Regions from separate parts of the Homo sapiens genome. Here regions 1, 2, 4, 5, 6 and 7 are each linked to region 3. The links are chromatin contacts, found by Hi-C or POLR2A ChIA-PET in ENCODE. All regions are on one chromosome and are shown on one strand. The core of a region is the stretch at or near the end of the contact, and the rest is flanking DNA. Distances in the headings are between cores, read along the strand shown. Region 1 overlaps PAFAH1B1 (platelet activating factor acetylhydrolase 1b regulatory subunit 1). Region 2 holds the start of RAP1GAP2 (RAP1 GTPase activating protein 2). Region 3 overlaps SGSM2 (small G protein signaling modulator 2). Region 4 overlaps RAP1GAP2 (RAP1 GTPase activating protein 2). Region 5 overlaps RAP1GAP2 (RAP1 GTPase activating protein 2). Region 6 holds the start of DPH1 (diphthamide biosynthesis 1). Region 7 holds the start of CCDC92B (coiled-coil domain containing 92B).

What was found. A loop is a pair of places that touch in the nucleus more often than their neighbours do. ChIA-PET counts read pairs that join two places held with the same protein, here RNA polymerase II (POLR2A). Pooled maps may share reads with other maps.
Region 1: a map of tibial artery shows a loop between it and region 3 (4-fold over the local background). The contact joins two enhancer-like sites. A Hi-C loop is called at or near these places in 1 of 168 maps with a recorded cell type or tissue (tibial artery). POLR2A ChIA-PET finds 5 or more read pairs at or near these places in 4 of 52 experiments (A673, Caco-2, H1 and 1 more).
Region 2: a pooled map shows a loop between it and region 3 (3-fold over the local background). The contact joins the promoter of RAP1GAP2 here to the enhancer-like site in region 3. A Hi-C loop is called at or near these places in 1 of 37 single-sample maps with no recorded cell type and 9 of 50 pooled maps. POLR2A ChIA-PET finds 5 or more read pairs at or near these places in 3 of 52 experiments (A549, MCF 10A and common myeloid progenitor, CD34-positive).
Region 4: a pooled map shows a loop between it and region 3 (3-fold over the local background). The contact joins two enhancer-like sites. A Hi-C loop is called at or near these places in 1 of 168 maps with a recorded cell type or tissue (ovary), 2 of 37 single-sample maps with no recorded cell type and 9 of 50 pooled maps. POLR2A ChIA-PET finds 5 or more read pairs at or near these places in 3 of 52 experiments (CD4-positive, alpha-beta memory T cell, activated CD4-positive, alpha-beta memory T cell and endothelial cell of umbilical vein).
Region 5: a pooled map shows a loop between it and region 3 (4-fold over the local background). The contact joins two enhancer-like sites. A Hi-C loop is called at or near these places in 11 of 37 single-sample maps with no recorded cell type and 8 of 50 pooled maps. POLR2A ChIA-PET finds 5 or more read pairs at or near these places in 3 of 52 experiments (HCT116, activated naive CD4-positive, alpha-beta T cell and naive thymus-derived CD8-positive, alpha-beta T cell).
Region 6: a pooled map shows a loop between it and region 3 (2.4-fold over the local background). The contact joins the promoter of DPH1 here to the enhancer-like site in region 3. A Hi-C loop is called at or near these places in 3 of 168 maps with a recorded cell type or tissue (B cell, CD4-positive, alpha-beta T cell and naive thymus-derived CD4-positive, alpha-beta T cell), 3 of 37 single-sample maps with no recorded cell type and 9 of 50 pooled maps. POLR2A ChIA-PET finds 5 or more read pairs at or near these places in 2 of 52 experiments (H1 and SK-N-SH).
Region 7: a pooled map shows a loop between it and region 3 (3-fold over the local background). The contact joins the promoter of CCDC92B here to the enhancer-like site in region 3. A Hi-C loop is called at or near these places in 3 of 50 pooled maps. POLR2A ChIA-PET finds 5 or more read pairs at or near these places in 3 of 52 experiments (A549, RWPE1 and WTC11).

Annotation. Positions count from the first base shown.
Region 1 is chr17:2,649,480-2,653,018 of GRCh38, forward strand. All of the region lies in intron 2 of PAFAH1B1 (platelet activating factor acetylhydrolase 1b regulatory subunit 1), which reads left to right. Among named protein-coding and RNA genes, the nearest start is that of MIR6776, 42 kb to the right of the region's middle. Within about 2 kb of position 1,437, at least 4 of the 41 ENCODE cell types and tissues checked have a DNase peak (open chromatin) inside an H3K27ac peak, as active enhancers do.
Region 2 is chr17:2,794,368-2,797,894 of GRCh38, forward strand. It overlaps RAP1GAP2 (RAP1 GTPase activating protein 2), which reads left to right and starts at 2,071. Exons shown (of 25, transcript NM_015085.5): 1 at 2,071-2,204. The coding sequence starts at 2,161.
Region 3 is chr17:2,380,959-2,384,501 of GRCh38, forward strand. It overlaps SGSM2 (small G protein signaling modulator 2), which reads left to right. Exons shown (of 24, transcript NM_014853.3): 24 at 1-96. MNT (MAX network transcriptional repressor) reads right to left here. Exons shown (of 6, transcript NM_020310.3): 6 at 3,115-3,543. Among named protein-coding and RNA genes, the nearest start is that of MNT, 18 kb to the right of the region's middle. RefSeq lists an enhancer at 1,863-2,072. Within about 2 kb of position 1,778, at least 6 of the 41 ENCODE cell types and tissues checked have a DNase peak (open chromatin) inside an H3K27ac peak, as active enhancers do.
Region 4 is chr17:2,812,460-2,816,064 of GRCh38, forward strand. All of the region lies in intron 2 of RAP1GAP2 (RAP1 GTPase activating protein 2), which reads left to right. Among named protein-coding and RNA genes, the nearest start is that of RAP1GAP2, 18 kb to the left of the region's middle. Within about 2 kb of position 2,277, at least 10 of the 41 ENCODE cell types and tissues checked have a DNase peak (open chromatin) inside an H3K27ac peak, as active enhancers do.
Region 5 is chr17:2,846,344-2,850,154 of GRCh38, forward strand. All of the region lies in intron 2 of RAP1GAP2 (RAP1 GTPase activating protein 2), which reads left to right. Among named protein-coding and RNA genes, the nearest start is that of RAP1GAP2, 52 kb to the left of the region's middle. RefSeq lists enhancers at 1,400-1,991, 3,174-3,764. Within about 2 kb of position 1,733, at least 3 of the 41 ENCODE cell types and tissues checked have a DNase peak (open chromatin) inside an H3K27ac peak, as active enhancers do.
Region 6 is chr17:2,028,774-2,032,512 of GRCh38, forward strand. It overlaps DPH1 (diphthamide biosynthesis 1), which reads left to right and starts at 1,380. Exons shown (of 13, transcript NM_001383.6): 1 at 1,380-1,457. The coding sequence starts at 1,397. RefSeq lists enhancers at 1,128-1,719, 1,720-2,311.
Region 7 is chr17:2,747,977-2,751,733 of GRCh38, forward strand. It overlaps CCDC92B (coiled-coil domain containing 92B), which reads right to left and starts at 1,676. Exons shown (of 4, transcript NM_001355573.2): 1 at 1,435-1,676. MIR1253 (microRNA 1253) reads right to left here and starts at 206; the gene lies at 102-206. RefSeq lists a silencer at 1,866-2,055.

The DNA of each region.
Region 1 (3,539 bases), core at 187-2,686, 270 kb after region 3:
AGGAGGATCGCTTGAACCTGGGAGGCGGGGAGGTTGCAGTGAGCGGATGTCGTGCCACTGCACTCCAGCCTGGGCAACAGTAAGACTCCGTCTCAAAATAAATAAATAATAAACTGTTCTTGTTGTTGGATAATATAGTAGAAAAGATTTTCCTTGTTTCTGGATGAAAAAGTCAGTATTGGACAGATATCACAACTCTTAAAATAATAAAATTAAATGCAATCCCAATCAAAATTCAAACTAAATTTCTCATTAACTTGACCAGCTTGATCTTAAAAATCATTTGGAAGAGAAAAATAAATAAAATATTTTAAATGATAAATGGGAAAGCACCTGAATCTATCAGATATACAAATATTATTGTAAAATGTGGAATAGACAAATAGGTTAGGGGAACAAAGTTCAAAGACATGCCCATTTATGAAATTTAGCATGGGATAAGGTGGTATTAAAAGCCTTAATGTTGAACACATACAGAATAACAGTATAAAGTGGTAGAGAAAATATACCCTTTGGGTAGAGGTGGACTTCCTCAAGGTATAAAATGTAGAAACAAAAGGAAGACTGGTAAGTTTGACTGTATCAAAATAGAAAACTTCTGTGTGAAGAAAGGCCTCAAAACAGGCCAGGCACTGTGGCTTAGGCCTGGAATCCCTGCGCTTTGGGAGGCCAAGGAGTTTGAGATCGGCCTGGGCAACGTAGGTGCAAGATTTTATCTTTACAAAAAATTGATTTAAAAAATAGTCTGGCAGCCAGGTGCAGTGGCTCACGCCTGTAATCCCAACACTTTGGGAGGCCGAGGCGGGTGGATCACTTGAGGTCAGGAGTTCAAGACCAGCTTGGACAACATGGCAAAACCCCATCTCTACTGAAAATACGAACATTAGCCAGACGTGGCGGTGTGCACCTGTAATCCCAGCTACTCAGGAGGCTGAGACAGGAGAATCACTTGAACCCGGGAGCTGGAGGTTGCAGTGAGCCGAGACTGCACCACTGCACTCCAGCCTGGGTGACAGAGCAAGACTCCATCTAAAAAAAAAAAAAAAATACAGGGATGTCGGCGCAGTCTTGGGACCTACCTGGGAGGCCTCAGTGGGAGGATCCTGGGAGGTCTTGCGCCACTGCACTCCAGCCTGGGTGACAGAGCAAGACTCTGTCTCAAAAAAAAAAAAAAAAAAAAAGGAAGTTAATTGAAAAAATCAAATTTTATGTGGGTATATAAAAGTAATCCCACAATTTATAGAAATATTTTCTTTAAAATTATTGTGAGTTCTAACCATTTTTTTGTGTGTGTATAATGCCATTCTCTTCCTCTGTGAAGTGCCTGTTCGGGGTGTTGCTACGTTTTTGTTTTGTTGTGTTTTCTGTTGTAGTGTTTACATTTTTCTTGTCGATTCCTAAGAGGACTTTAGGGTACTGAGTCACCCATGGTCATGTGTTGCAGAGAAGTGTCACAGAGTGAAAACTGTCTTTTCCTTGATACTACCTTTAGATTCATATTTGGGAAGACCTTCGCTAATCATGACTACATAAGTATTCACTTTTACTTTCTTAAGACCTTTTTGTTTTCATTTCTTTTTATAGTAATGTCTAAGCCATCTGGAATTTATGTTTGTTGATTATGCAAGAAAGGGATCGAAGTGCTTTTTCTGAGTCATTATCCACATGCCGAAACATTTATTGAATAGCCCTTTCCTTATTGATCTGAAAACACCTTCTTATAAAACCTTGCATTGGTTTTTGGACTTGCTGTGCTTTCAGGAGTCAGAAGAACATTCTTTTGATTATTGTAGCTTTACATTAATAATACATTTTGGCCGGGTGCGGTGGCTCACGTATGTAATCCTAGCATTTTGGGAGACTGAGGCAGGCGGAACACCTGAGGTCAGGGGTTCAAGACCAGACTGGCCAACATGGCAAAACCCCGTCTCTACAAAAAAAAAAAAAAAAAAAAATTAGCTGGGCATGGTGGTGCCTGCCTGAAATCCCAGCTACTTTGGGAGGCTGAGGCAGGAGAACCTCTTGAGCCTGGGAGGTAGAGGCTGCAGTGAGCCGAGCTTGCACCACTGCACTCCAACTTGGGTAACAGAGTGAGACTCCATCTCAAAAAAAAAAAAAAGAAAAATACATTTCAATATGAGGTAATAAATTCTCCTAAATTTTTTGTTTTGTAAACCTCCTTGCTTCTCTTAAATTATTTTCCCAAAAAGCCTTAAGTGTTTTCCGTAGTAATTTTGATTTGGGAATGGAGTGAGTGACTTGGTAGAGGGTGCCATATGCCTTTTTGCCTTTCCCCAGTTTCCCCTACTGTTAACATCTCACATTTATGTGGTGTATTTATTATAATTGATGAGCCAACATTGACACATTATTACTGAAGTCCATAGTTGACATTAGGGTTTACTCTTTTTGTTGTATATTCTGTTGGTTTTGACAAATGCCTAATGTTATATATCCATCAGTCATACAGAATAAATTCACTGCCCTAAAAATCTCAGCCTCCCCCTATTCATCCTTCCCTGCCTCCCTAAACCCCTCATATTTTTACTGTTAACCATAGTTTTGTCTTTTCCAGAAAATTACAATTATATAGCTTGTATCCTTTTCAGATTGGCTGCTTTGACTTAACAATATGTACTTAACATTTCTAGGCCAGACACAGTGGCTCACGCCTGTAATCCCACACTTTGGGAGGCCAAGGCGGGCAAATCACGAGGTCAGGAGATCGAGACCATCCTGGCTAACACGGTGAAACCCCGTCTCTACTAAAAATACAAAAAAAAAAATTGGCCGGGCGTGGTGGCGGGTGCCTGTAGTCCCAGCTACTCGGGAGGCTGAGGCAGGAGAATGGCGTGAACCCGGGAGGCGGAGCTTGCAGTGAGCCAAGATCGCGCCACTGCACTCCAGCCTGGGCGGCAGAGCGAGACTCCGTCTCAAACAAAACAAAACAAAAACCAAAAACATTTCTCCATGTGTTTTCATGACTGTGATATATTTTTAAGCATTTTTGTTGTTGTTTACTTTATTGCTTTAAAAAACTGACTTTTGCAGTTAGTTGAGGTCCTGAGGTTTCTCCTGTGAATCTGTTTGAACATCATATATATTTGGCATTGATTGGAAAGCGGTTTTTCCCTGGCCTGTGTGAAATACACTGAAGGTCTGCACCTGCCCGCGCACTTCACGTTGTACATGGGAATGTACTATAGCTGCACATGTTCATGTAGTGGCGTTAGATGCCAAATAGTTCTAGGGCTTAGTTTAAGATTGGGTACTTTTTGTCAGGAAACAACAGGTGCTGGAGAGGATTTGGAGAAATAGGAACACTTTTGCACTGTTGGTGGGACTGTAAACTAGTTCAACCGTTATGGAAGTCAGTGTGGCGATTCCTCAGGGATCTAGAACTGGAAATATCATTTGACCCAGCCATCCCATTACTGGGTATATATACCCAAAGGATTATAAATCATGCTGCTATAAAGACACATGCACACATATGTTTATTGTGGCACTGTTCACAATAGCAAAGACTTGGAACCAAC
Region 2 (3,527 bases), core at 821-3,320, 410 kb after region 3:
GGGCAGGCAGGACCCAAGTTGTCCACGGTACCTGTTGAGCACTTCCTGGGTGTGGGTGGGTGCCTCTGGGGAGAGAGGCGCTTGTGGCACTCTGCAGTGGCCATCCTGTGGGAAGCCAGCAGCCTGAAGCCACCCCAGAGCATGAACCACACAATCCTAACTTTCCTGGGGCAGAGGTGAGGGTTGGGGGAAGCCTCCGGGCTCCTGCTGGGGACTAGCTGCCTTGGAGGTAGAGAGTCAGCCCCCAGCCCTGCTCTGGCCCAGGACCCTGAAGCTGCTCCCCCAGCCCACTCAGGGCTTGAGGCCCCTGTGCTGTCCCCTGCTGTGAAGGAGTCAAGAAAATAGAAATCCTTGTACCCTTCGTCCACAAGCTGGGGTTGGCCCCTGGCACCTCAGCACGGAGTCTAGGACCTTCACAGTGGCAGCAGGTGCCAGAGAGGAAATTTCAGGGAGGGTTGGCCAGAGAGAGAGGCCAATGGCACCAGCTAGGGCCGTTTTTTTCCTTTTTTTTTTTTTTTTTTTTTTTGAGATGGAGTTTTGCTCTTTGTTGCACAGGCTGGAGTACAACAGCATGATCTTGGCTCACTGCAACCTCTGCCTCCCAGGTTCAAACGATTCTCCTGCCTCAGCCTCCAGAGTAGCTGGGATTATAGGTACCTGCCATCATGCCTGGCTCATTTTTGTATTTTTAGTAGAGATGGGGTTTCACCATGTTGGCCAGGCTGGTCTCGAACTCCTGACCTCAGGTGATCCACCCGCGTTGGCCTCCCAAAGTGCTGGGATTACAGGTGTGAGCCGCCACACCCGGCCTTTCTTCTTCTTCTTTTTTTTTTTTTGAGACGTTTTCTTCCCTTTCTCCACTGCTTGGGGGTAGGGTGGGGCCTGGGGCCCTATCTGTGCCCACTCCCCCCAGTGTCTGTTGTAGTGTACGTGCCACATCCCTTTGAGGGGCTGCCATTAGTAAGTGCCTGCTGTGTACCAGGTGTGGTCAGCACCAGTGCGTGCAGAGATGAGCACTGGCCCTGTGGTGTGCAGACTGGGATGCGTGCAGGACACGCTAGCCCTGTGGCATGAGGACCAGCACCTGAGCATGCAGAGATGAGGACGAACCCTGCGGTTCAGCTGGGAAGACAAATCCACCCGCACATGGGTACCGCCCCCCCACCCCACACAGCCAGCGTGAAGCATGCCACTGCTCTGACCTCTGTCTAGACACTTGGCGGCGGGGGTGGGGGGCGGCTGACAGGTACAGCTCTGTGCCCATGTGTGTGTACATGCGAATGCCCCTTGCAGTGTGATGTGGTCTGAGTATGTGGATGAGTGCCTGCGGGCACATGTGTATGCGTTCATGTCTGTGCACGTGTCCAATGGGGCTTTGTCAGTATGTGAGAAGCGTGTGCAGGTGTGTCTACTGATGCCTGTGTGAAGTGGTGTGTGGATGTGCACGGGAGCGTGTGTGCCGCGCTGTGCTCAGGTGTGTACAGGTGTCTAATGATACGTATGTCTGCGTGCATGTATCTGTGTGTACCTGGGTATCCTGGGCGTGTGTGTGTCCATGTGTGCATCCCACGTGCCCCTGTGCCCATGCGTGTGCATGTATACTTACATCCACGTGTGCTAGTGGAATGACATGTGTGTGGCTGGTTCCTCTGGCGTGTGCCGAGCCATGGTGGGGCAGGCAGGCAAAGGTCCCTGTCTCAGGCAGCCCTCGGGAGTGGGTGTGAAGGTCCCCAGTGCTCAGGCGTCCCTGAGGCTTCCAGCTGAATCTTTCTGTCCCTCCTAGGCGTGGCTGTGGGAATCCTTGGGGCGCCTTTGGGTTCCAGGAAGCTGGGGCTGTGTGGGCCGGGCTGCTAACTGGGGCTGTGGAGCAATCTGCCAGCCGAGCCCCTTCCGGAGCTGTGGGTTCCTCTGGGTGTGGGGAAGCTGCCCTCCACAACCTCCTCGGCCTATCTTGGTGCCTCCTGGAGTGCAGGACACACCTCCCAGCTCTGCAGCCTCACCCACAGGAAGCTCGGGTTGGGGGCAGGCGAAGAGGGAGGTGCCACGCTGGGCTCCCCGCCCTGCACCGGCACTGACCCCGCTGTACCACGGCCCTCTTGCGGACAGCCCCGGGGACGTCGTTGGGACATCGCTGGGACCCCGGGCTCTGCAGCCACAACCATGTTTGGCCGGAAGCGCAGTGTCTCCTTTGGGGGCTTCGGATGGTGGGTGACAGGTGGGAGGGTGGGGGAATGATGGGAGAGAACTTAGAAGTGAAGTCTTGTTAAGTGCATTGGCGGCCGTGGGAACAGAGGGGCTCGGGCTGTGCCTGAGAGCTGGGTCTGCTGACGCCCTGGCAGGTCGAGATGCAGGATCCTGGTGGGGACATCAGAGACCGTAAGCCTTCCCCACTGTCCCTGGGCACAATCTGCTGGCGAATCCTGGAGGTCTGCGCCGGCTGCCCGTGGGGAGGTGGATAGCATGAGTGTGACTGCAGTTGAATGTGTGTGTCTCTGTGTCCGCAGGTTCCCATGTATGTGTGTGCGTGTCTGGGATTATGTGTAAGTGTGTGTGTGCGCGTTTGAGCCTGTGTGTGCAGGCGTGTGTGTGTGGCTGTGACTGCCAGTCCGTGTGACCGTGTGTGAGGTGTGTGCCTGTGCATGTGGGCAGCTGCCTGTCTGCACTTCTGGCCTTCTGTGTCTGTGTGTGCTTGTGTCTGCGTGTTTGTGTGTGTGATGCTCCTGTCTGTGCTGTTGTTGTGGCCTTGTGGCAGGGGAGTCTGTACCTGCTGGACCTCTGGGCTGCCTGCTGTCTTGGGGGTGGGTTGTGAGAGAAGGTCTCCCACCTGCACCCCAGGCAGCCCACCCTAGCTCTGTCCTAGCCTGAGCAGCTGCATCTGTCCCCAGCCTCCTGCCTGGCCCTCTGGACACTCTTGCCTCTAAGCTTCTGTCTGGGATGAGGGATGTGCTTTTTCTTCCCGGCGGGGGGCAGAAGGTAGGCACACGAAGGCCAAAGGCTTGTCTCTGGTTCCCAGTGCTGGCAGCTTCTTCGCAGCTGGGGAACAGAGTCTGGTGGTTTTCATGATCGGTTTCCTTTCAGTGCCTGGGCTGGGGGCGTTGTCAGACTGGGAGAGGGCCCCGCGGGAGGTGGCCGGGGGGTGTCCCGGTGTGGAAAATGGTGGACTAATGGGGGTGGCACGAAGGGCGAGGGGGAGAGGGGCTGTGTTCCTCGGTAATTTTTCGCTTCCGTGTGTGTGGCTTATTTCCCTCTTCCTCCTCTTCAAAAGCACTTTGCCATCCATCCTCTGGCAGGGGGGGACTGTGGGCACTCCATGTTTGGCAGATGGGATGGTGCGGATGAGAAGATGGCACAGCGTCGCCTGTGTCTGCTCTCGGGCCCTCCCTGACGCCTGGATCTGGGAGCTGCCACCCCGAGGGTAGGTGCCAGTGTCCGGGAGGCAGCAGAGGACTTGGCTTCTGGTTGGGAGGGGTGTGTGTGTCTTGGCTGTGGGCCTTGCAGGGCAGGGCCCAGCAATTAGATTGTGCCCT
Region 3 (3,543 bases), core at 528-3,027:
GACTCCGTGGTTTTGTGAGGAGCAGAGTGTGTATGATTTTTGCCTCAGAAACTATACTCTTCTGTGTAACAGACCAATAAACAACATTTGTCAACACTGGAGCCTCTGGGACTGGACACTGAGAGACCACGTGCCTTCTTTAAGCTCCACAGTCGGCCAGCCCCAAAAGGCGAGGACGGCAAAAAACTAAAGTTTCCAAGAGAGGTACTCCAGCCGCCAGTCTGGAGGGTGTGGGCTGGTCAGGAAGTCAGGGTGATTTGATAGCCAAACCTCAAGTACTCAGCGCCCTTGAGGGGACCTCACCCCAGAGTCATGGCCCCATCTCACGATGACCAGTGGCCCCTCTAGCCTGTGGATGAGAGAAGGTCCCTGTCCCATCCCTACCCCCTGCCTGCCCTACTGACCAGGCTGCAATGAGAAGCTGGAGCTTGACTATGCCACTGCAGCTGATGGCAACGGAGCTGCCCCTGTGGGTGTGGCTCTCACCCCGAGCACTGTCTGAGAGGCCGGAGGGGAGTGTCAGGAGGAGTCAGACCCTGCTGAGCTATAGACAGGCCCAGCTGTAACGGGTCTGCACCTCTCTTCCTGCCCTTCCCCAACCCGAGTGCTACTGGTCCCATCGTCGATGGCTCCAGGGAGAAGACACCAGTCACACAACATGTCTTCTACCCTAGAGGACACTGGCTTCCTGGACATTAGGGCCTGTTTTCCACTCACTCAAAGCTGAAGACCCCAGCCCATGGTCCTAGCAGGCTGAACCCAGCTTTATTATACAGAGAGAGAGACAGACAGATAGACAGACACAGAGTCTTGCTATCTCTCCCAGAATGGAGTGCAATGGTATGATCATGGCTCACTGCAGCCTTGAACTCCTAGGCTCAAGCGATCCTCCCAACTCAGCCTCCCAAGTAGCCAGGGATGCAGGCCCCCATCATGGCAGTTTTTCTATCTTTTTGGTAGAGGCAGAGGCTCACTGTTGCTCAGGCTAGTCTTGAACTCTGGCCTCAAGCAGTCCACCCACTTGGCCTCCCGAAGTGCTGGGATTACAGGCTTGAGCCACTGCATCTGGCCCTGAACCCAGCTTTTAGGAAAGAGTGCAAACTAGTGGCCAGAGCTACCCAAAGAAACCAGTTGGTGCAGAGAGAGCTCTGGGGCCAGGGAACTTGATGAGCCCTTCAGGGGAACACCCCCGACCCGCCAGCCGACTCTGTTGCCTGGAGGAGTCAGAATTCCTTTGCTGTGACCACCTAAAGGAAATTTCACCTAGCCTGGGAGTAACCCTTCACACACTTCCGTCCTGCCCTACTCCCCCTGACTACTGGACTGGGATCCTGGGACCAGAGGGGATCCCACAGCTTTTCAAAACGATGGGACAGCTGGGGCGGGAAGAGCAAGCAGCACAGTGGGCTCTCCAAACACCATCTCAAGGAACCTTTGCAATCTGGAAAGTCAGGTCTTCCTCTTACAGAGCAGGAGCTGGTAAATGGAAGCACCTGGATTCATACTTTATCCTGACCACAGGCCCCTTTCTTATAAGCTCCAGCTGAGCCATGGGTGAGTGAGAACTGTGGGTGAGGGGGAGCTTTGAGTACAGCTTCTGCCTAAAGATTTAGTGACAGCCCTCAGATGACAGCCAAGTTATCACTGCCTGGGGAGGGTCTTCATCTGTGTTCCCAGTGGGCACAGGGCCTGGCACTGAGCATGCACCCAGGAAGGGTTAACCCTCACCCTATCCCTTCCCTAAAGCGTCGCTTAGTGAGCTAATGGAAGTGACCCAGCTCTTCCAGGAGCTACCAGCAGAGGGAGCCCGCGTCTCACAAGTAAAAAGGGCAGGCTCAGTAGGGAGGGCTGGATTCCGAACTTTCATTTTAATTAAAAAAATTTTTTTTGAGACAGAGTCTCGCTCTGTCTCCCAGGCTGGAGTGCAGTGGCGCAATCTCGGCTCACTGCAGCCTCCACCCCCCGGGTTCAAGTGATTCTCCTGCCTCAGCCTCCTGAGTAGCTGGGATCATAGGCATGCACCACCATGCCCGGCTCATTTTTGTATTTTTAGTAGAGAAGGGTTTTTGCCATGTTGGCCAGGCTGGTCTCGAACTCCAGACCTCAGGTGATCTGCCCACCTAAGCCTCCCGAAGTGCTGGGATTACAGGCGTGTGCCACCGTGCCCGGCCTGAACTTTTTGAAGTCAACTCTTCTCTTTCAGAAAACAGGACCCAAGACAGCACTCCCTTCCTCAAGGATAACCCCTACCCACCCCACCTCAGGAAGAGACGCAGAGTCAGTCTCCCCTGTGGGGACTGGGAGTCAGTCAGGTACTGTCAGGGTGGAAATGAGAAGCTGGGCCCCCTTGCCCAGCCTGGTCTCCAGCAAGGCCTAGCTAGTGGCTCCCTGACCTCACTTCCCACACCACCTCCTCCCATGACAGCCTGCCCAGGGAGAGAAGACACAGCCACAGGGACAAGGGGCTTCCAGCCCAGCTGAGAACACGGCTCTTTGCCCCTGACCTCCAGCCTCTTCTTCCCCTTGTTCCTTTCCCTTAGAGGACAGCTTTATGGACTCCCCGGCTGACCTGTTGTAACTGCACCCCCAGAGCAGCCCCTCAGGAAGCTCTCACCCTCTGTGCCCAATCCCTGGGGCAACTCCCCTGTACCTTTTTTATTGGATCCGAGTCTAGGACTGGCCCCAGGTGCCACAAGGGTGGCAGATGCTGGGTAAGAACTCTGTACCCAGTTCAGAGGTCTGACTGCAGCTCCAACGAAGTCTCCAGCTAGCCGTGTGGCCTCAACAAGTCACTGGGCCACCTCAATCCTGTTTCCTTATCTGCCAAAATGGGGCTAAGTCTGGCTTATTTACTTCACTTGGCTGTTGAAAGATGAAACAAGATAATGCTTGTAAAATGGTCTGAGGAAATACGAAGCTTTGCAAAAGTTTCAGACCGACCAGAACTGCCATTTTCAGAGCGGCGGAGGCACCGGGTCAGAGCCGCTTGAGGACTATGCTGGGCAGACAGGGTCGAGACAGGTGATCTCACCGCTCCTGCCACATGCTTCCCTACAGGCCTCAGCCTCCTTTTGCAATAAAATGACCCAGATGCTGCAGGCTGGCAGCTCCATCTCAGGTTTCAGTGCAGGTTTATTTCAGTTTTATATTTTATTCCAGGCAAGTGCTTATTACATGGATAGTATTCATGTCTCGGTAACTAAAGTCTTGGAGCATGAACAGCCACTAGAATACAGTTCAATAGTAAAAATACAGTATGTACAAAATTAGGGTTTTTGTAGTTTTTTTTTTTTTCCACACAGCAGATGTATCCAAACACATAAAAATCTCTACAGTCTGGGGTCGCTACAGTTTATATTTCAGGAAACAGAGACACAGTGGCCGAGTCCTCACTGTAAACAAGGGCCACCTCTGGGGGTTGGGGGTGGGACCCTGGGATGGGGGGAGAAGCAGCTGTTTCTGGAGAGAGAAGGGGTCATGGTGGCCCCCCAGTTACCCTCCAGGCATTCCCTGCCTTCTTTGGCCCCCCAAGGAACCAACCTC
Region 4 (3,605 bases), core at 1,027-3,526, 430 kb after region 3:
TGGCTCCAGCTCTGCCTTCCCTATTACTAGACGCTGGCCCGAAGGCAGACCTTGATAGTGCTGACTCTGATGGGCTTCTCATGCCAGGATGCTGGTGTAGGGACCCCCAGCCCCCATCTGGTGGGGGGCTGTCTTTGGGTCACAGCAAATAGTTTGTTTGTTCCTTCCTTCCCTCCCCCAGGACGGTGGTTCTCAAACTTTTCTACAATTTGGTTTCACCTGGAGGTGCTTTTAAAAATTCTGATGCCGGCTGGGCGCAGTGGCTCACACCTGTAATCCCAGCATTTTGGGAGGCCGAGGTGGGTGGATCACCTGAGGTCAGAAGTTCGAGACCAGCCTGACCAATATAATGAAACCCTGTCTCTACTAAAAATACAAAAACTAGCCAGGCGTGGTGGTGGTTCCCTGTAATCCTAGCTACTCAGGAGGCTGAGGCAGGAGAATCGCTTGAACCCGGGAGATGGAAGTTGCAGTGAGCCGAGATCGCACCATTGCACTCTAGCCTGGGTAACAAGAGTGAAACTCCGTCTCAAAAAAAAAAAAAAATTCTGATGCCCAGGTTGTACCCAGTTCCAATTAAATCTGAATGTCGGAGGGTAGAACCCAGCATCAGTACTTTTTTTTTTTTTTGAGATGGAGTCTCGCCCTGTCGCCCAGGCTGGAGTGCAGTGGTGCAATCTTGGCTCACTGCAACCTCCGCCTCCCAGGTTCAAGCGATTTCTCCTGCCTCCGTCTCCTGAGTAGCTGGGATTACAGGTGCATGCCACCATGCCCAGATAATGTTTTGTATCTTTAGTAGAGATGGGGTTTAGTAGCCATGTTGGCCAGGCTGACCTCGAACTCCTGACCTCGTGATCTGCCTGCTTCAGCCTCCCAAAGTGCTGGGAATACAGGCGTGAGCTGCGGTGCCCAACTATACTTTTAAAAGATCCCCCGTTCATTCCAATAGGCAGCCAAACCTGGGAAGCACTTCCCCAAGGGATACACAAGTGTGGTGACCGTCAGTGGTTGGGCAATGACTCAGGTCAGGCTGGATGTTAAAATGGGCTCCTGGTGGGCGTGAGCCCTCTGGGCCAGGGCTTCTGGTAACATTTGAGGCTGGCTGACTCTTTGTTTTACGGTGCCATCCTGTGCGTTGTAGGGTGTTGCGCAGCCTCTCTAGCCTGTATCCACAAGATGCCCACAACCCACCCCTCACTGTGATAATGAAAATGTCTCCAGGCCAGGCATGGTGGCTCACAAATCCCAGCACTTTGGGAGGCCCAGGCAGGTGGATCACCTGAGGTCAGGAGTTCGTCGAGACCAGCCGGGCCAACATGGTGAAACCCTGTCTCTACTAAAAAAGTACAAAAAATTAGCCGGGCATGGTGGCACGTGCCTGTAATCGTAGCTACTCGGGAGGCTGAGGCAGGAGAATCACTTAAACCCGGGAGGCGGAGGTTGCAGTGAGCCGAGATCGCACCATTGCACTCTAGCCTGGGCAACAGAGTGAGACTCCATCTCAAAAAAAAGAAAAAAGAAAAGAAAAAAAGAAAATGTCTCCAGACGTTGCTCTATTTCTGGGGCAGTGGTATAAAATCTCCCCGACTCCGTTGAAAACTACTGTTCTAGGCCTAGTAGGTTCACCTTGACAGCATTCTCAAATATTCACAGAAGAAAAGGGGCAAAGGACACCAAGTGGGGACCCCAGCTTACTGATTGATTTGTGGGCTTGGCAGTCAGGCAGCCTCTGTTTAAATCCTGACTCTACCAGCTGGGTGACCTTGGACAAGTTACTTAACCTCTCTGTGCCTCTGTCAGTTCTGGTTTTGTTTTCTCACAATCGTGCCTCCTCTTGATCTTCAGCTGCAGCCCGAGGGTGGAACTTGCTGTGTGTGGCTGGGCACTTTCGCCTGTGGCTGTGCTGCTCTGCCCACAGGGAACATGCCTTTGCTGCCCCTTCCCTGTCAGCATCAGGGTCACAACCTGCCCGTCCTTCCAGGGCCAGCTTCCATGCAGCTTCCTCCACGCACAGCCCCTTCCCCATCGGCATGGAAGGCTCTCTTCCTTGTGCCCCTGGGGCAGCCGGAACCTCAGGTCACATGCAGCTCCTCCCGCGCCGTGGGGATCTGGTGGTTTCTGTCTGAGTTCCTCCCCACTTGGGGTCTGAGACCGTGGGAGCCTCTAGCGTGCCCAGCTCGGGCTGTCTCACTGTTTGTTACCCAGGTGAGGTGGCTGTCCCCTCCCTACCTTGGGTTGAGCTGTGAACCAGTAGGTTACCGCAGTGTGGTACCACCCCCCCCAACCCCAACACCCAGCTCATTCTGAGAGGGTGGAGTGGGCGGAAATCCGTGCCTGGCAGACCACAAAGCCACATAACTGACTTTTGTAGCCCTGCCCTGGGGTGTTGGGGGGGAGGGTTGACGGCAGCCATTGCCCCTTTCTTCGGTGCTTTGCCACCAGCAGACGCCCCGTGGAATTGAGGAGCTTTGTTCTACGAGCTCGGGAACGGGACTTGGGAGGGACAGCCCCTGTCCCACCCTGCCATGCCCTGTTCAACCCTGTCAGGCAGCTGAACGTAGGCTGGACCCATGGCTGCCCACCCTGGCTGCAGTACAGAATCACCTAGGGGACCTCGTTAAAATGCAGCTTCCGGACCCCACCCTGGGGCTTGGGGATTCTGCCTCATCAGCCTGGGTGGGGCCCAGGAAACCTGTGTGTTACCAGCGCTGAGGTGCTGCTGATGAGGCAGCTGGCTTCACAGCTGCACGGGAACCAGTGCCGTTTAAAGCACTTTCCCCCACAGTGCGGCTCCAGCAGTCAGGTTCACGTACTCTGGGTGACCTGGGGCAGGCTGCGCAACCTCTCTGTGCCCCAGTTTCTTTGTCTGAGGATAATAACAGTACCTGCACGTGGGTGCGCTTGTTGTGAGGCTTAAATGAGATTATCCAGGTGAAATGGGAACAGAGTGCCTGGTACCTAGTGCTCAACACATGTAACCTGCCTTAACATCTCTGATATTATTATTATTATTATTATTATTATTATTATTATTATTATTGAGACAGAGTCTCGCTTTGTCACCCAGGCTGGATTGCAGTGGCATAATCTCAGCTCACTGCAACCTCCACCTCCCCGGTTCAAGCGATTCTCCTGTCTCAGCCTCTTGAGTAGCTGGGATTACAGGCGCGCACCACCACGCCCAGCTAATTTTTGTATTTTTAGTAGAGATGGGGTTTCACCACGTTGACCAGGCTGGTCTTGAACTCCTGACCTCAGGTGATCCGCCCACCTTGGCCTCCCAAAGTGCTGGGATTACAGGCGCGAGCCACCGCACCCGGCCCCATTTCCGATATTAACAACAGTCCTGGGCTGTGCGGTCACACACGTGTAACTGTGCGATGTGCCCTCGTGCCTGCAGGCGTACCTACGCAGGCACACTGAGCATTGTGTACCGGGACCCAGGCCTCCCTGCTGAGGACAGAGCATCCCTGTGGTACATGCGTGGACGCAGTCACTGGCTGGACGTGGTCAGAAGGGCAGACGTGTGTGTACACAAGGCCCAGACAAGCGGGTTTTTATTTGATTCACACTCTGACCTTATTCCTTGAGTTAGCAGCACCTGG
Region 5 (3,811 bases), core at 483-2,982, 470 kb after region 3:
CACCGCGGGGATGTACCACAGCTTGTTGATGGACACTTGGGCTGCTTTCCGACTTTGGCGGTTTGTTTTGTTTTGTTTTGTTTTTGAGATGGAATCTCACTCTGTCACTCAGGCTGGACTGCAGTGGTGCAATCTCGGCTCACTGCAACCTCCGCCTCCCAGGTTCAAGTGATTCTCCTGCCTTAGCCTCCCGAGTAGCTGGGATTACAGGCATGAGCCACCATGCCTGGCCAACTTTGGCTATTTTGAATAAAATGGTGATGAACATTGTCATGCAAGTCTTTGTGTAGAGCATGCATGTTCACTGAATCCTTGCAGTAGCTAATAGGTTGGCACTGTTGTTATTCCCATTTTACAGATGAAGACACTGAGGCACAGAGGGGGTGAATTCCTAGTCCAAGGCCGCATGCATAGTAAAAGCTGGGGGTAGGATTCTAACCCAGGTTCGTCTGACTGCAGCATATGTATTTTTATTCCCTCACTGTAGTGTCTTTGCACCACAGCTGTTTGGGGCCATTAAGCCTAGGGACAAGTGGGCATCTCCTCTCAATGGCCTGTCAATTCCTAACTGCATTTTAGCTCACAATAGTAGTTGATAATAATGGTAGTGTTGATAATAATGGATTTGAGTCACCACAAAAAGATTCCATCAAACCTGCCTTTATTTTTATCTGTTTATTTTTGAGACGGAGTCTTGCTCTGTCGCCCAGGTTGGAGTGCAGTGGCGCGATCTCGGCTCACTGCAACCTCCACCTCCCTGGTTCACGCGATTCTCCTGCCTCAGCCTCCCGAGTAGCTGGGATTACAGGCGCCCGCCACGTTGCCTGGCTAATTTTTGTATTTTGAGTAGAGACGGGGTTTCACCATGTTGGCCAGACTGGTCTCGAACTCCTGACCTCGTGATCCACCCGCCTCAGCCTCCCAAAGTGCTGGGATTGCAGGTGTGAGCCACCGCGCCCGGCATCAAACCTGTCTTTAAAGGACAACAGCATTTGGAGGCGTTTGAGAGAAATCTCTAGCTAGGGTCATTACAGTAACTAACAGCAAGCAAGGAAGCAAACAAAAAGTCTTGCTACCCAAAGCCCTAGTCGCCTGGAAATCTCACATAGTTGTAATTCGTCATCTCCCAGAGAAGCCAGGCACAGAAGGCGTTACTGGATATATAAAATAGTATATAAATAATACATGTATAAGAAACCACTCTGTTCTCTGTAGAGCCAAACAGAATAGGGTTTTGGAGAGTCTGCTGGTTCTCGCTTTGAAAGATGTTGCTAAGCAATGTTGCTAATATTATGGAAAGACAGCTTCCCTCCCGGCTTTTCCACTCAGCCTCAGAAACTCTGGAAGAGGTGGAAGTGGCTTCAGGAGTAGCAGCAGCTGGGGAGGTTTGGTAATCAGTGAGGCGGGGGCCGGGGGACCTTGGGTTGGAGAGGGACTGTGCTGTAGGCCACCCAGCCCTCAGCCTCATCCGCTCCTGATTCTCTGTACTGACTCCTGGGCGGCCTCTATGCAAAATAACACCTCTTCCTGTTCGTCAGAAATTTCACACACAGAAGGATCCTTTTGAATTTTTTCACTGTGGGAAAAATTACTGTAGTCATGCAGCTTAGCAAAAATTCAAAAATCCATAAATGAACTTCAAAAAAGGAAGTATTTTAAATAACTTCAGTAACCCAAGTGATATATGAAGAACTTCTTTATTCCTCCCTCTACCCACTCTCCATAATCCCTGAACAGGAAGTCGGCAGGGTTCTGATTGACATCACGTACTGCAGGCCCCACCTTCATGGCTCTGGGTACCAGAGCGCAGGGTGCCCGCCACTGAGTGGGATCTGTGGGTTTCCTCAGCGTGGTTTCCTTTCCTTGGAGCTTGGAAATGCCACACAAGTCACAGAGATCCGTTTCCAAAACCTGAGCCAGTTTAGATCCTCTGCTTAATATGACGTCTGTGGCCCCAGGAAAGTTGGGCTGAGCTGAGGTTTCCCAGGCTTGTCTTTGAGGCCTCCGAGTCCTGGCCTGCGTTTATCACGGAACGACCCTATTGTGGTGGGATGGACCTCTTGGGGGCTGGTCATGGGTTCTGTGAGGGGATTTTAGAAGCTGGGAGGAGAGTCAGTATGTTGGCAGAGAGTTTTCCTGCATCTCTCTCTTTTCCTTCTTTTTTTTTTTTTAATTAGTTATTTATTTATGAGATAGAGTCTTGCTCTGTTCCCCAGGCTGGAGTGCAGTGGCACGATCTCAGCTCACTACAACCTCCGCCTCTGGGCTCCAGCAATTCTCCTTCCTCAGCCTCCCGAGTAACTGGTATTCCAAGCGCCCGCCACCACGCCTGGATGATTTTCGTATTTTTAGTAGAGACGGGGTTTCACCATGTTGGCCAGGCTGGTCTCGAACTCCTGGCCTCAAGTGATTCGCCTGCCACGGCCTTCCAAAGTGTTGGGATTACAGGCGTGAGCCACCGCACCCGGCCCAGCTCTCACTTTTCAAAAATAGAAACTGCTTCCCGACCTCAGATGACTTCAATCTTTCCCTTCCCCCGACGCCTTCCTGCCTCCCTCTTCCCCCTCCTCTGTCTTCCTCCTAAGGGGGCATCCCAGAGACGCAACTGTGCTGTGGCCCAGCAGGGGGCGCTGATGTACCTGCCAAGAGTGGAGGTGTCTTAGCACAGGTGTGAGCGTTCAGCTGTGTGCGAGCGGGCTTCAGAGTGATATCCCAGAGCAGGTGTGTGTATGTGTGTACCCTCAAAGGCAGAAGAGAGCGGGGGTGCTGGACCGTCCTGTCCAAGGCTCTGTTTATAACCCTTGCGTTGTCCCAAAGGTTGTGTGGTCCATGGAATAGCTGGGACCCTGCCCGTGGAGGGGAGGGGCAAGGCGTTTGAAGACATCTGGTTTTCATCAAAGGCCCCACCCTCCTTGCTCCATGGCCCCCCTCGCCCCCACCCACCCCCAATCCCAGCCCAGAACGGTGGCAGTCATTCTGCCCAGCAGTGGGGCGCTGGGAGTTGGTGGCTGGGTGGGGCGACGAGGTGGCGTCTGCTGCAGGCTGGCTCTCTGACGAGGGGCACGGGGATTGGGGCTGATTCCCGCTTTCTCATGGATATGTCTCCTGGAGCCGGTTCCCAGGCACAGAAGGCCCTTTTCTTCAGGGCCAGGCATGCGTGTCTGTCTGCCTCAACCCACTGGCCCCTCAGGAACGGGCTGTGCAGCTGTCTGCGCTCTGTTCATGATTAACTTCGCTGTCTCCCGCCCCAGGCCTGATTCCCACCCAGGCCCCCTCAGCCTTTGGAGTTCCCCTGGACTGGAAGAGAGACCTGGGCTGGCAGCTGCCGGGCACTTTGTTCTCTGGGACTGTGAGCTTTGGAGGCTGGAACAGGCCATGGAGGTCCTGAGAGCTGGGACGCCGTGGGGCATAAGTTGGGTGAGGTGAGACCTGCAGGAAGACCCCTTCTCTGCCGTCAGAGACTTCTGCCGTCCTCATTTCCTGCGGTCTGCATGTATCCAGCTTTCTCAGCCCACCCCAAAGTGCCTCATGAATGTGGCCTTGGAGCAGAGTAATGTGAAAATTCTTCCCTGTCCGTTCTCTTTCGAACTGTGATTTCTTCAAGAACAGTGCCTTGGTTTGGCGCAGGTGTGTCACTAACACCTAACACTGCCTGCTTTTTTTTTTTTTTTTTTTGAGATGGAGTCTCGCTCTGTTGCCCAGGCTGGAGTGCAGTGGTGTGATCTCGGTTCACTGCAACCTCTGCCTCCCGGGTTCATGCCATTCCCCTGCCTCAGCCTCCCGAGTAGCTGGGATTACAGGCACCCGCCAC
Region 6 (3,739 bases), core at 130-2,629, 350 kb before region 3:
TGGTGATGGTCCCTCAGCTGCTCACTCCCTGCCTGTCCAGCCATTCCTCCTCTCTGGGCAGCCTCCCAGGCAGGGCCTGTCTCTGGCTGCTTGTTTTTACTTCTCCCTGCACCTTAATTAGGGGTTTCCAAGCAGGGAGGGCCTCTGGGGGAGCCCGAGGACACAGAGCTGACTTAAAGGGCCAGCTGTGATCACAGCACCACCGCAGAGAGAGGAGGAGGATGCCAGGGGGCTGGGTAGACCGTCAGACCTGGAAGACCATTGTTCCACGGGACAGACTGCTGAGGGCCAGTCCTGCAGGTACTTTGCTCTTCCACAGGTCAAAGCCGTCTCACTGGCTGTCTTCTCTTTGGGGTCTCTGGGGCTCTGGCCAGTGATCAGGAGAAAGACCAGCCCTGAGGGGCAGGGCAAAGGTTGGCCAGGGTCCAGAAGGGTTAGACATCACAGTCCTCCACTGCCCACCTTCCCAGGAAAGCACCCTCAGGCTGTGGGCCTTCCCCAGAGGGGCAGTTTCTACAGGGTCTACGCAGTGGATTCTAAAGGTGATAAAGGCTGGGTGCAGTGGCTCGCGCCTGTAATCCCAGCACTTTGGGAGGCCAAAGTGGGAGGATTGCTTGAGTCCAGAGGTTCAAGACCAGCCTGAGCAAAATAGTGAAACCTTATCTCTACTAAAAAAAAAAAAAAAAAAAAAAAAAAAAATTAGCTGAACGTACGCCTGTGGTCCCGGGTACTCAGGGGGCTGAGGCAGGAAGATGAATTGAGCCCAGAAGGTTGAGACTGCTGTGAACCATGATCGCACCACTGCACTCCAGCCTGGGCGACAGACCAAGACCCTGTCTCAAAAAAAATAATTTAAAAAGCTGATAAGGGCGATCCACAAACCTGCACCAAGACTCTCAACTTGGAGCTGGGCTGGTGGTCCCTGAGTTCTGTCCTGCCGGACAGTAGAGTCCCCCTAGGTAGGGAACGTGGCCCCACACGGCGGCCGGGTGACCGACCACTGCTTACCAGGAGGGGAGACTGGCAGGGGGGGCTCAAGGAACATCTGGTGGGTGTCCCCTTCACAAGACTCGGCCTGCAGAGTTCGTGCAGGGAGTTCGCACATAGGAGAGCACCGGTCCGGGAGTGCCAGGCTCGTGCCCGGCCGGGGAGAGGAGTGGGAGACTAAGTCGCAGGGCAAGGGCAACTGCATAGTCGGGGACCTCTAGGGAATCCTGAGTCCCGGCATTCTGGGCTGGGGTGGAGCCCACTACAGCCCCGCCCCTATCTCCTCCTTTATGGCCCCGCCCAGCGGGTATCCCCCGCCCCCGCTGGCCGATCGGCGATCGATCGCAATGTCTGCGCTCTCCGCGTTCTTCCAGCGCTGTCTTTTTAGTACCACATGCGCAGGCAGGTGATGGCGGCGCTGGTCGTATCCGGGGCAGCGGAGCAGGGCGGCCGAGACGGCCCTGGCAGAGGTGGGTGCTGGAACGCTGCGCCCTCCAGACCTCGCATCTCGGGGCGGGGCCCCCAAGTTAGGGACAGGACCAACCCCCTTTAACGGCGGCGGCGCCTTTCTCCGCTAGATCCCGCTGTTAGTCGCCTTGGGCCGCTGTCACCAGCTCGGGGTCGCTGTCAGCCGGAGCCCAGGGGTACCAGTCTTTTGCAGCTTTAGGGCACGACCGAGAGCAGCCCTTAATCCTCCAATCGGAAACTACAGCCTTGTCTTGGCGGGTAGACGGATAAAATGGACTCGACGGGGAGGGAAAGGGCCAGGCCAGATGCAGCGGGCATTTTACGAGTGCGCCCTCAGGGAATGCTTTCAGGGAAGAGGCAAAAGGTTTCATTCGCCAGGCATTAACTGAGCGCCCACCGAATGCCAGGCCTGCGCTGGGTGCAGGTACTAGAATCAGAGATCTCAGTCTACTGGGGGAATGTTAATGTAAACATATCATAGCCACGTGATAAAGGAGGAGGTGCCTACTGGTCCCTGGGACACATTGAAGGGCTAATGTTAGCAGTTCCTTACACGCCAGCGACCACTAGGGACCTGTCAGAGGAGGATCTGTAATGGGCCTAGGAAGCCTAGGCTGATTGTCCAAGGCTTTTGAAACAACTGGCCAAAAACCATAGCAGTGGTAACGTTCAAATCTGATCTCAGGGCCCCAGCCTCCGCTGGACCATCCCCACCGCCGCCCACACAGTGGGTGAAGCCTCATGTCTGGGCGGGTCCCTCCTATCATAGTGTGGGGCCCTAGCAGAAGTTGTGGCACATAGCACAGTCTCAATACATATTCGTTGAATAAGTTAATTTCTTGCCTTTTCATATCCTCAGACTCTGTGGCTCCTGAAGAGATAACGGGGTTGAACTAAGCTTAATTGTCGGGGCAGGGCATAGTGGCTTACACCTTTAGTCTGAGCACTTTGGGAGGCTAAGGAGGATTGTGTGAGCCCAGGAATTCCACACCAGTCTGGGAAACATAGGGGGACCCTGTATGCACAAAAAAATAAAAAATAGCCGTGCGTGGCCGGGCACGGTGGCTTACACCTGTAATCCCAGCACTCTGGGAGGCTGAGGCGGGCGGATTACCTGAGGTCAGGAGTTTGAGACCAGCCTGGCCAACATGGTGGAAACCCTGTCTCTACTAAAAATACAAAAATTAGCCGCGTGTGGTAGCACACGCCTGTAATCCCAGCTACTCGGGAGGCTGAGGCAGGAGAATTGCTTGAGTCCGAGAGGCTGAGGTTGCAGTGAGCCGAGATTGCACCACTGCACTCCAGCCTGGCCAACAGACAGAGTGAGACTCTGTCTCAAAAAAAAAAAAAAAAAAAAAAATTAGCCCTGCGTCTTGGCACATGCCTGTGGTCCTAGCTACTGGGGAGGCTGAGGTGGGAGGATTATCGTTTGAGCCCAGGACGTCGAGGCCGCAGTGGACCATGATTGCACCCCTGCACTCCAGCCTGGGTGATGGAGTGAGACCCTGCCTTAAAAAATAATAAGATGAATTGTTTATTCAGCTTATTATTTTTTATCCTACTTAGGAGTAGGATGAGACCAGAGTAAGAGTTGCAGTTTGCTAAGGGCTACGGTTTCCCCTTTACTCCAGGAGTTGTAATTATGTGTATACCTGTCTTTTCCCCCACTAGACTGCTGGTCTCTAAGGGACAAGGTCACTTTTCTGTCCTTACTGGTACGTCCACCACCCTGACTCAAGTGTTCTTTCCATCCTTCCTGGTTTAAGAGTAAGGAGGAGCAATGGGACAGCTAAGTCAGTTAAATGTATGATGTTTATTTCCCTTTTAAATGAGGAGAGGTAAGCGTGAAAGAACGAACAGTGTGGCCACAGTCAGTGGGGTTCTGAGTCAGGAGGGCAGTCTTTTAAGTTAGTATTCATGTTTAACGGTTTGCTTATAGACCTCATATCTAGAAGCTCAAAACTTCAAGGTGTCCTCAGGAGGTGGGAGAGGGGGGACATTCTCCCAGGCTGGCTGGGCTGGCTAGACTGACTCTTAGGTTTTCCGCAGGGCTGTTCTCTATCAGGGAGCAGTATATGGACTCAGACTCATTCTTTGCCCCTTAGCCCCTGGTGTCACCTCTGTTCTCCTGAGGAAGAAGGTGAGCCATATTCTATTCATGGGCTCAAGTCTTCGATTCCCAGTGATTTCACAACATGGAAATTATACCGGTTACCTTCTGGCTTAATGAATTGTCTCTACCTTCAGGATGAATTCAGTGAGAACGAAAGCTGGGCCAACCCCC
Region 7 (3,757 bases), core at 426-2,925, 370 kb after region 3:
TGAGGAGACAGGCTTAGAAAGGTAAAGTAGTTTGCTCAGTATCTGCAACTACAGTGCCTGGCAACTAGAAGCACCCCACTGGGTGCTCGTCCTGGCGTTTATGGCTTCTCATAAGAGAATCCCAAAGGGGAGAAGATCAGCCTGCATTTAGCAGTCCACATCTGCAGGCTGATCTTCTTCTCTTTTGGATTCTATCTCTTGCTGCTCTGATGACAAACTCTTCCAGTAGCCCAGTAGCCAGGCCATCCCCTCACTTACTATATCCACCCTATCTCTGCCTCTTGAAGCCTGACCCATCCTTCAGGGCCTTGCTCTGATGTGACTTTTACCATGAAGCCATCCCTGATCCCCCACCAAGATGGAACGACTCTCTCCCGCCTCTCTGTTCCCCAGGCAATTTGTTGGAATCTGGGTGGCAGCTAGCACCACAGTCTGCCATATTATCACTCTTTGTTCTGTGTGTGTGTGTGTGTGCACGCATGCCTGCACGCACCTGGCTTCCGTGCAAAGCCATAAGTCTTCATCGTGTTTGTGTGTGTGTGTGTGTGTGTGTGTGTGTGTGTGCATGTGCCTGAATGCACCTGGCTTCTGTACTAAGCCATACGCTTCCTGAGGGCAAGGCTTTGTCTCTGGGAATCTCTTGCAAGGAACAGGCCCACAATGAATGCTGCTGAAACAGGGAGAATGGATTGAGTCTTACTGGGAATCACCAGGGCAAGTAAATACACATATTAAAAAATAAGTATGCTGGTCCCTCAACCCCACATCCTTGGCTTTCCTGGGGACTGGAGTTTGGAACAAGGATTCAGCCTTTGACAAATGTCTAGGACTCTGTCTGCAAGGTGGGGCCGCTTGGCCAGTGGTGGAGCCACACTCCCCAGGGACCTTGTGGTCCTCTCCACTCCGGAGCCCCTCCCCGCCGAACCCCTCAACTCTGGCTGCCCCCTGCACTGAAGCGCTCAGGACCCTCCACCTCAGCAAAGCTGAGGATCCAGTCACACGGGAATGGGGTGTATGGGGAAACTGGAGCCCCCCACCCCCTTCAGGCTTCAGGTTCTGCCCTGATTATGCCTCCAATATGACTCCCAGGGAAGGCAGGGGTTGGGGGGGGGATGTGGAGACTAAGGAGGACGGGGAAGCGAGGTAGCAGAGAGGAGGGCAAAGGCAGCAGAAATAAAGGTGTGCGTGGCGGGAGGTGGCGGGGCTCGACCTCGGGCCGCTCTGGACGCCCGGCAGTGCCAGGCAGGGCCCGGGTCTGGGCGGTGGAGGACAACTTCTGCCAGCAGCCCGCCGCGAGTCCTGTCCGCCTCCCGCGCGCTGCGGTGCCCAGCCCCGCGCCAGCCCTCCCGGGGGAGCTGGAGCTTGGCCGCGCTGCTCCCCCCTGGGGCCGCTCCGGCGCCCACACCCCCCACGCCCACCGACCGGCCTCCTCACCTTCGGGACCTGGGAGTCACCGGCCGGCGGGGCCCTGGGTCCGGGCCGGGCTGGGTGGGGGCGGCGCTCTTCCCCCCACGCTAGCTGCGCCCGGGGATCTGCAGCGCCCGCCCCGGCTGCGGCGCCATCAGCTGCTGGGAGGCTGCGGGGCAGTCGGGCCGGGGCTCCGGGGGGCTCGGGGGCGCCGAAGGGGGGTCGGGGGCGGGCTCGAGGCGTAAACACCCAGCAACGTGACCGGAACTGGCGAACGAGCCGGAGGGGTGCGGGGGGCGGGAGAGAGAAAGGGGGAGGGGAGGGACCTGAGACGGGCGGGGAGGGGCCGTGGGCGGGGCGGGGGGAGGGGAGGCCGGCGGCGCGCGGTCGGGGGGAGGGGGAACCCCGGGAGCCCCGAGAGCCCCGGGAACCGGGCCTGAGGCCCCCAGCGGGCCGCTGGGCTCGCGGAGCTGGCTTTGGCTGGTAGCTGGAAGGGCAAACTGGGGAACCCGCCGGTGCCTTGGCGCGCAGGGGCGCGGCGAAGGATCAGCACCGCGGACAGCGCCCAGGCCGCCAGGCCGCGATCCGCTCCGCCCCTCCCGCCCTGGCGTAGGAAGGAGAGGCAGCGCCCGCAGCCGCGCAGGCAAGGCTTGGGGCGAAGCGCGATCTGACCAGTGGGCTGGGAATCCGTCCCGTGTCTAGGCAGCAGCAAACCTGCCCCAGACCTCTCACTAGCTGTGTGGCCTTGGGTGAGTCACATCACCTCTCTGGGCCGCAGTTGATAAGATGCCCTATTTCTAAAATTCTTTTATTATTATTATTATGCTTTAAGTTCTATGAGGGTCCCAAGAGCCAAGGGAAGATTCTTGATAAACTCCAAAGTTCAGGCCGGGCGCAGTGGCTCACGCCTGTGAGGCCAGCAGTTTGGGAGGCCGAGGCGGGCGGATCACCTGAAGTCAGGAGTTCGAGACCAGCCTGGCCAACATGGTGTATGTATCCCAATCTCTACTAAAACTACAAAAATTAGCCGGGAGTGGCGGGCGCCTCTAATCCCAGCTACTCGGAAGGCTGAGGCAGGAGAATCGCTTGAACCTGGGAGGCAGAGGTTGCAGTGGCCAAGATCGTGCCACCGCACTCCAGCCTGTGTGACAGAGCGAGACTCTATGTCAAAAACAAATAAACAAAAAAACTCCAAAGTTCAGAACACGTGCGAGGCATTGCTGTTGATCCGTTTTCACCAAACGTGGGAGGCTTCAGGAGTCCCACTGTGTGCCTCAAAAGTGTGGCTGCCCTAATATCTTCCTCCTGCCGGGGGCTTGGTCTCATCTGTAAATGAGGATAATGATGATCTATGTAGCTCATAAGATCTTCGGGTTGTTGTGAGGATTAAATGAATTCCTTCCTGTAAAGTGCTCAGAACAGTACTGCTGAGTGCTTGTTAGGCCTCTGTGCTCATGACAAGGGATGAGGTAGCATTGTGTGAGTGGCAGGTGGCTCAGAGATTGCTCTGGGTAAGTCATTCCTGTCCCTGCCTGGAGGACTGGGCTGAGTGGATTCAGGCTAATGGGTTGGTGCCTGGCTTTCCCCACTCCATGGCTAGCCAAATAATCCCTGGCCTTTCCTCCTGGACCAAATTTTCAGAGAAGCCCTGTACCTTCAGAGCTGGGAGACCCGGCACCTACTTGCCACAGAGGCCCTGGGGAGGCCTCAAGGGGCACCCTGCCTCTCTATGGGTCCCTTTCCTCCCTGTCCTCCCCACTTTCCAAAGGTTAACTGGACTCAGGTGTCAACAACTAAAAAGCTTTAGCTGCTCCTGGAAAATTCTAATCCTAAAGAGTTGCAGGGGCCAGGCTCAGTGGCTCACGGCTCTAATCCCAGCATTTTCGGAGGCTGAGGTGGGTGGATCATGAGGTTAGGAATTCAAGACCAGCCTGACCAAGATGATAAAACCCTGTCTTTACTAAAAATACAAAAATTAGTCGGGCGTGGTGGCAGGTGCCTGTAATCCCAGCTACTCAGGAGGCTGAAGCAGGAGAACCGCTTGAACCTGGGCGGCAGAGGTTGCGGTCAGCCAAGATCACACCACTGCACTCCAGCCTGGGTGATAGAGTGGGACTCCATCTCAAAACAAACAAACAAACAAACAAACAAACAGAGAGTTGCAGGAATGACTGTCTTAGGTGGCTTGACAGGCTGCGGGGTTTGAATTTTGTTCAAAGGCCTCTCAAATCCCACCCTGCAGGAACTCTAGCTACTAGCTGCACTGTGGGTGGCCCCTCTTCATCCTGTCTGAGGAAATCCTTGGGAGAGGAACAGAAAGGCCAGCCTCACCCCTCTTCCTGTCTCTTGC